3 separate regions of the Homo sapiens genome follow, and regions 2 and 3 are each linked to region 1. A link is an interaction called in ENCODE POLR2A ChIA-PET data of the cell type or tissue named here. Cell type or tissue: PC-9. All regions are shown on one strand.

Region 1 (2,500 bases):
TTGTTGGGCCAGGTGTGGTGGCTCATGCCTGTAATCTCAGCACTTTGAGCCCAGGAGTTCGAGACCAGCCTGGGCAACATAGCAAGCCCCCGCTTCTATTTTTTAAAAAAAAAATTTTTTTTTTGAGATGGAGTCTCGCTCTGTCACTGAGGCTGGAATGCAGTGGCAAGATCTCGGCTCACTGCAACCTCCATCTCCCAAGTTCACACGATTCTCCTGCCTCAGCCTCCCCAGTAGCTGGGATTACAGGGCCGTGCCACCACCCACGGCAATTTTTTTTTTTTTTAAACGGAGTCTGTCTCCGTCCGGTAGGCTGGTGTGCAGTGGCATGATTTCCGCCCATTGCAACCTCCGCCTCCTGAGTTCAAGCGACTCTCCTGCCTTAGCCTCCCGAGTAGCTGGGATTACAGGCACCCGCCACCACGCCCAGCTAATTTTTGTATTTTTAGTAAAGACGGGGTTCCACCATATTGGCCAGGGTGGTCTCCAACTCCTGGCCTCAGGTGATCTGCCCACCTCAGCCTCCCAAAGTGCCGGGATTACAGGCGTGAGCCACCGCACCCGGCCTAAAAAAAAAAATTGTAACCATGATTCAGTAAAAAAAAAAAAAAAAAAAAAAATGTTAAAATTAGTCTGCGCCTGTAGTCCCAGATTCTCGGGAGGCAAAGGCGGGAGGATCGCTTGAGCCCAGGAGGTCGAGGCTGCAGTGAGCTACGGTCGCGTCACTGCACTCCGGCCTGGGCGAGGGTAAGACCCCCACCAAAAAAAAGTATAGGACTCGGGCAACTGGCTATCTGGAAGACAGACAGCACCCCAGCAGGAGGTGGGGTGTGGAGAAGACCTTGAAAGGCAGGGTGCCTGATAGGGGAGTATGAGAATGGGGAGTATGGGCAGAAAAGCAGGTGGGATCAGACTGGGGGAGCCTTCCCCAAACGTAAAAGGGACGAAGGGGCTTGGGGAAGAGCTCTAGAGTGCCCCCGAGCTCCTTCTAGATCGACGACTCCAGGATGGGTGGGTGTCCGTGCTCCGCCCAACCTGCCCGGGCCCCCGGCAGTGGAGCACGGCGCCACCACACTGGCACTCCGCCGCCCAGAGCCACCCTGGCGCCGCTCGCCCCCGCCGGCGGCACAGAAACGATGGCAGCCACCCAGGTCAGTGAGCGATGGCAGGTGCGGGGCGGGAACCGAGCCCTAAGCTGCAACCAGAACCGAGCACGCACAGAGCGGCGCAGACCGAATTCCCAGATTCTACGCACCGCGGCGCTTCGCGAGGGGAGGGGCAAGCACCGCGGGTTGCCCAGCCTAGGGCGAGGCCAGGTGCGGCGCTCAGGGCGACCCGCGCAAAGCCTGCGGGGATTACGTAATGGCGTAAGGGGCGGGGATGGAGGCGGGGCCGGACTGTTCTCGGGGATACGTAAGGAAACGGGACCAAGGGCGGAGAATCCCGCGATGGGGGCGGGGAGAGGGCGGGGCTCAAGTCGGAACTGGGCGGGGCGGCTGAAGACGGAAATGGGCGGGGCTGCGAGCTAGGGCGGGAGAAGGAGCGCGGGGAGGACGTACCTTGTGAGATGCGAGCCGGCCAACAGCTTGCAAGCATGCTCCGCTGGACCCGAGCCTGGAGGCTCCCGCGTGAGGGACTCGGCCCCCACGGCCCTAGCTTCGCGAGGGTGCCTGTCGCACCCAGCAGCAGCAGCGGCGGCCGAGGGGGCGCCGAGCCGAGGTCAGTCAAGGGCACCGGGCGGGAGGCCATCCTCTGTCCTCCTTTTCCTGCCGGGCCCCGACGGCCCCATCTCCTCCCTTTGGGCCTGTCACCTCCCAGGCCTCTCCCCCAAAGCTCTTTCCCCCTACCCCTTTCCCCGTCTCCGCCGGCTCAGACTCTGACCTCGATCCTTCCCCTGCCAGGCCGCTTCCGCTTTCCTACAGGCTTCTGGACGGGGAGGCAGCCCTCCCGGCCGTCGTCTTTTTGCACGGGCTCTTCGGCAGCAAAACTAACTTCAACTCCATCGCCAAGATCTTGGCCCAGCAGACAGGCCGTAGGGTGAGCTTTCGAGTGGGCGGGGCTCCTTTGGGGCTGGGCGGGAGTGGGCGGGGCCTGAGAGGAGGCGGGGCAGGGGGGGTCCCGCTTCTCACGCTCACTTCCAGATCCCTCACTCTGAGTATGGACCCTGAACGGCAACCCCATTTATTCCCTCACGTTGCCATCTTCATTAATTCATGTTGTAGATCTCCATCGGGGCTGGCCCATGCCTAGGCGCCTGCACCCTTTCCATGAAGGGGCCTGCTTGTTCACTAGGGATGACCGGGAGCTCACCACCTCTTATGGCAGCCCATTCTTCTGTGCTCCTACTGTTGGAAATTCCTGGAGTCTCCTTCCTGGCATTCTCCGAGATTGCCACCCAGCCAGGCCAGCCCTTCAGAGACGTGGTCACAACCCTGGGGCCTGCTCTTCTCTGGCAGAGTGGCCCCAGGTTCTTCATCTGGGCCTCCTAGGTCTGGAAACT
Region 2 (2,500 bases), 130 kb after region 1:
GCCGGAGCAATGGTGCAAACAGCTCTTCTCCAGTGTGGTCCCCGTGCTGCTGGGGGACCCAGAGGAGGAGCCGGGTGGGCGGCAGCTCCTGGACCTCAATTGCTTTTTGTCCGACATCTCAGACACTCTCTTCACCATGACTCAGTCCGGCCCTTCGCCCCTGCAGCTGCCGCCTGAGGATGGTGAGGGTCTGAGAAAGGGCAGGGGAGAGGGGTGAAGGCCTGTGAGATTCCAGGAGGCCAAGGGAGGGATGGCTGGGGATGGGGGTGGGGACCCTGCTCCTCCCTGCCTGCTGCTGCTGATGTCGCCACTGCTGCCTCCAGCCTACGTCGGCAATGCTGACATGATCCAGCCGGACCTGACGCCACTGCAGCCAAGCCTGGATGACTTCATGGACATCTCAGGTGGGGCGAGCCCCTCCCCAGGTCGGGTGGACGGGCAGGGTCTGTGTGAGGAAGGCCGATGAGCCCATCCCAGGCCCCTCTGGGAGGGCTGATAGTCTGGGTCGTTTCTTTTTTTCTGTCTTTTTATTTATTTATTTATTTTGAGATGGCATCTCACTCTGTCACCAAGGTTGCAGTGCAGTGGTGCCAACCTCTGCCCTCCAGACTCAAGTGATCCTCCCGCCTCAGCCTCCTGAGTAGCTGGGACTACAGGTGTGCACCACCAAACCCGGCTAATTTTTTTTGTATTTTTGGTAGAGATGGGTTTCACCATGTTGCCCAGACTGGTCCCAAACTCCTGAGCTCAAGCCATCCTCTTGCCTTGGCCTCCCAAAGTGCTGGGATTACAGGCATGAGCCACCATGCCTGGCAGGTCTGGGTGGTTTCTGAGGGTTCTTCCTGGTCTCCTTTTGTCCAGCTGGTGTGGCCTCCAATGGGGGCAGGGCCCAAGAGAGTACCTGGCCAGGGAACCAGGGGCTCCCAAGAAAGCAGTGAAGGCTGGGACTCTCTCAGGGGAGAGAAGAACTTTGAATTATTTGGGTCTATTTATTTTTCACACAATGCATTTTAAAACTATTTGCTAGGCTGGGCATGGTGGCTCACACCTGTAATCCCAGCACTTTTGGGAGGCCGAGTCAGGCAGATCACCTGACGTCAGGAGTTCGAGACCAACCTGACCAATATGGTGAAACCCCATCTCTACTAGAAGTACCAAAATTAGCTGGGCGTGGTGGCAGGCACCTGTGATCCCAGCTACTCAGGAGGCTGAGGTGGGAGAATTGCTTGAACCTGAGAGGCAGAGGTTGCAGTGAGCCGAGATCGCGCCACTGCACTCCAGCCTGGGTGACAGAGCAAGACTCTGTCTCAAAAAAATTAAAATAAAAAATAAAACTATTTACTAGAGAACATTTCAAACATGCACACACTAGTAGAGAAAGAGTAGCTCAGCAAAAACCTCCCAAGTCACCATCACTGATGTCACCGACTTATCAACTCTTGGCCAGTCTTTTATCCGAGAACATTCCTTCTCTTCTGTTATGTTTCTATTTTATTTTATTTTAATTTAATTTATTTTTGAGACAGGGTCTCATTCTGTTGCCCAGGCTGGAGTACAGTGGCACAATCACAGCTCACTGCAGCCTCAACCTCCCAGGCTCAAGTGATCCTCCCACCTCAGCCTCCCGAGTAGCTGGGACCACAGGCACGCACCATTATGCCTGGCTAATTTTTTTTATGTTTTGAAGAGACAGGGCCTCCCTGTATTGCCCAGGCTGGTCTAGAACTCCTGGGCTCAAGAGATCCTCCCACCTCAGCCTCCCAAAGTGCTGGGATTACAGGTGTGTGCCACCGTGCCCAGTGCGTTATTTTAAAGAAAATCCCAGGCATGCATCATATCTTGTAAAGCTTTTTTTTTTTTTTTTTTTTTTTTTTTTGAGACGGAGTCTCACTCTGTCACCCAGGTTGGAATGCAGTGAGTCCATCTCAGCTCACTGCAGCTTCCGCCTCCCAGGTTCAAGCGATTCTTGTGCCTCAGCCTCCTGAGTAGCTGGGATTACAGGCATGTGCCACCACACCCAGCTACTTTTTGTATTTTTAGTAGAGACGGGGTTTTGCCATGTTGGCCAGGCTGGTTTTGAACTCCTGACCTCAAGCGATCCTCCCACCTCGGACTCCCAAAGTGCTGGGATTACGGGTGTGAGCTACCGCGTCTGGCCTAAAGCAATTTTTGTAAGTCATGAGTGTCCCTGCCTCCCTCTCCTGACCACAGGGCCACCAAGTTACTGATTCCTCAGTGTCCTCCCAGAGATGCTCCTGTCAGTAGAAGCACATGTGGACAAATGTCTCTGTTTTCACAATTGACTTTCCAAGTGGCCTTCCTCACTTCGCTGTAGGTCTTGCAGGTTATTCCCGATAGCCACACATTTAGGGACCCCCGGAGCTATGTGCGGGCCAGGTAGATATCCAGGCTCAGCCCGTCTCATCGAAGCCCCTGGGGACAGAAAGAGGGTCCCTGGGATAAAGCTTAGTCTTAGTGACCTCCTAATTCCTTCCCCACG
Region 3 (2,500 bases), 100 kb before region 1:
CCCGGCTAATTTTTGTATTTTTAGTAGAGATGGGGTTTTGTCCTGTTAGCCAGGCTGGTCTCAAACTCCTGTCCTCAAGTGACCCGCCCACCTCAGCCTCCCAAAGTGCTGGGATTACAGGTGTGAGCCACTGCGCCCCGGCCTAATTTTTGCATTTCTCACAAGCTTCCCTAGGGCATCTCCTAGAGGAAACCAAGATGTTACGGAGGCTGACGCTGCGTATCTTCAGGTCACACTTCCAGCCGCAAGACTCTCTCTGCTGTCCAATACAGTAGCCACTAGCCACATGTGGCTATTTAACTTATTAAAATAAAATTTGCCAGTACGGTTTTTTAAAATAAAATTATTAAAATAAAATTTGCCAGGAGGCAGAGGTGGGAGAATCGCTTGAGACTAGGAGTTTAAGACCAGCCTGGACAACATTTTTTGTCTCTACAAAAACTACGAAGATAAAAATAAATAGATAAAAATTTAAAAAGCCGGGCAAGGTGGCATGCACCTGTAGTCCCAGCTACTCAGCTACTCAGAAGGCTGAGGCAGGAGGCTGGCTTGAGCTTGAGTTCAAGGCTGCAGTGAGCTATGGTCAAGCCACTGCACTCCAGCCTGGGCGACAGAGTGAGACCCTGTCTCATAAAACAAAACAAAAATAAAACAAAATAAGTAAATATAAATACAAAGTAAAAATGAAAGCTAATCCTAGGTCCCTCTCCTGCCCATAAGAATTCAGAGACTCCCCAGTGCCTACAAACCTCATGCTTTCAGGAAGCATAAAGGACTTCAGGAGGCAGGAGGGCAGTTGGAGGGGGATGGTGGAGGTGCTGCTACCTGACGGTGGAGGGGGAGGCCGGGGCCAGACCACCGAGAAGCCCCTAAACCCGCACAGCAGGAAAACATCTCCGCAGTCCCTGCTCTACCAAGGCTGGAGGAGGGCCACAAGCCTTGAGCTCATTGGCTGGCGGGGGGGGGGGGGGCGGGCAGACTGCCAGCGCCTTCCTTTGACTGGCTATTTTCTCTCAGCGGAAAACCAATCATTGCGGGCAGGCGGTGAGGGTGTGGCCAGGGTCGCAACACAGGCCCCGCCCCGAGTCCTGTTGCCCACACGCCCGAGGCGCGCTGGATTGGCGGTGAGTTCTGACTCCGGCCTCCTTCGAGACCGTTTCGCTCCGGATGTCGCCCACCTCCGACCCTCTCTCAGTCGGAGGGCGGAAAAGAGGAAGATAGGTCCTTCCTCCAGCCGCGGGGCACCCCCTTCTCCCACCTTGCCCTTCCCCCAGCCCTGCAGCCCCAGAGTGTAAATATCCAAGCCCGCCCTCTCTGCGCTCAGTGTCCCCATCTGGGATAGGGGCCGGGATAGGGGTCGCGCTGGCAGGAGGCCTGGCAGCCTCCTCTGAAGGGGGAGGAGGGAAGGGGGAAAGGAGGGGATGGGCGATTGAGGTGGACCTCGAGACAGGGCAACGGTGTCCCCACAGGAGCATGGCCCAGGAGGAGGGTGGGAGCCTGCCCGAGGTGCGGGCGCGGGTCAGGGCCGCGCATGGCATCCCCGACCTGGCCCAAAAGCTCCATTTCTATGACCGCTGGGCTCCGGACTACGACCAGGTAAACTCATTTGGGGCCTTGCCTCCACTAGACCAGCCTCCATTTTTCTACCTGTAAAGTGGGGAATCAGCCTTGCACCCGGGGGCGGCTGTGAGGACGAAGTGAGGCCTGGCTAAGAACCCTACAGTCCTGCCCCTTCCAGAACCCGCCCCACAGCTCTGGATTGGCAGCCCCATCAGGGGCCATGACCTCCTGAGGGGGGCTGCCTGGAGGAGGTGCTATTGAGAAGTCACTGTGGGGCCGGGCGCGGTGGCTCACAAGCCGTAATCCTAAGCCCTTTGGGAGGCCGAGGCGGGCGGATCACCTGAGGTCAGGAGTTCGAGACCAGCCTGGCCAGCATGGTGCAACCCTGACTCTACTAAAAATACAAAAATTAGCCAGGCCCACGTGGTGGCAGGCGCCTGGTAATCCCAGCTACCCTGGAGGCTGATGCAGGAGAATTGCCTGAATCCGGGACACAGAGGTTGCAGTGAGCCAAGATCTCTTCACTGCACTCCAGCCCGAGTGACAGAGGGAGACTCTGTCTCAAAAAAAAAAAAAAAAAAAGTCATGTGGACTCAGCAGAGAGAGCCGCTTGGCCAGGAGAGAAGGTCCCTGGAGGGCTGAGTCTACTGTACAGTGGGCTGGGGGCTAACTCTCCAGTCCTGGCCCTTTAGCAATGGGAAGCACCTCATGCCTGGGCGTCCCCTCACGCTAGCCCCAGCCAGGCTTGATCCCCAACACACACAGCTTAGCCTGGCAGACTCTGAGACCACCCCATAAGGGAGATCCCCCAAACACTGGGGCACCGGTGTTGTAGGCCCGGCACTCTTTCCCCAGGATGTGGCCACCCTGCTGTACCGTGCGCCCCGCCTCGCAGTGGACTGCCTCACACAAGCCCTTCCAGGCCCGCCCCACAGTGCCC

The links. Peaks named below come from ENCODE experiments on the same cell type or tissue, not always from the same donor. Only the 100,000 strongest peaks of a DNase experiment are listed, where the experiment ranks them.
Region 2: POLR2A ChIA-PET joins it to region 1 with 13 read pairs; 21 of 35 experiments call an interaction of 5 or more read pairs at or near these places.
Region 3: POLR2A ChIA-PET joins it to region 1 with 20 read pairs; 21 of 35 experiments call an interaction of 5 or more read pairs at or near these places.

The regions. Positions count from the first base shown.
Region 1 is chr7:73,737,865-73,740,364 of GRCh38, reverse strand. It overlaps ABHD11 (abhydrolase domain containing 11), which reads left to right and starts at 1,563. Exons shown (of 6, transcript NM_148912.4): 1 at 1,563-1,719; 2 at 1,902-2,037. The coding sequence starts at 1,595. RefSeq lists enhancers at 450-1,106, 1,107-1,764 and a silencer at 1,443-1,542. In PC-9, no CTCF peak of the experiment used is centred here; DNase peaks (open chromatin) are centred at 1,344 and 1,977; H3K4me3 peaks cover 2,228 bases; H3K27ac peaks cover 2,401 bases.
Region 2 is chr7:73,603,592-73,606,091 of GRCh38, reverse strand. It overlaps MLXIPL (MLX interacting protein like), which reads left to right. Exons shown (of 17, transcript NM_032951.3): 6 at 1-182; 7 at 324-404. Among named protein-coding and RNA genes, the nearest start is that of MLXIPL, 20 kb to the left of the region's middle. In PC-9, no CTCF peak of the experiment used is centred here; no DNase peak of the experiment used is centred here.
Region 3 is chr7:73,841,114-73,843,613 of GRCh38, reverse strand. METTL27 (methyltransferase like 27) reads left to right here and starts at 1,098. Exons shown (of 6, transcript NM_152559.3): 1 at 1,098-1,124; 2 at 1,470-1,596; 3 at 2,416-2,500. The coding sequence starts at 1,474. RefSeq lists a silencer at 940-1,039 and an enhancer at 1,160-1,459. In PC-9, no CTCF peak of the experiment used is centred here; a DNase peak (open chromatin) is centred at 1,073; H3K4me3 peaks cover 1,810 bases; H3K27ac peaks cover 939 bases.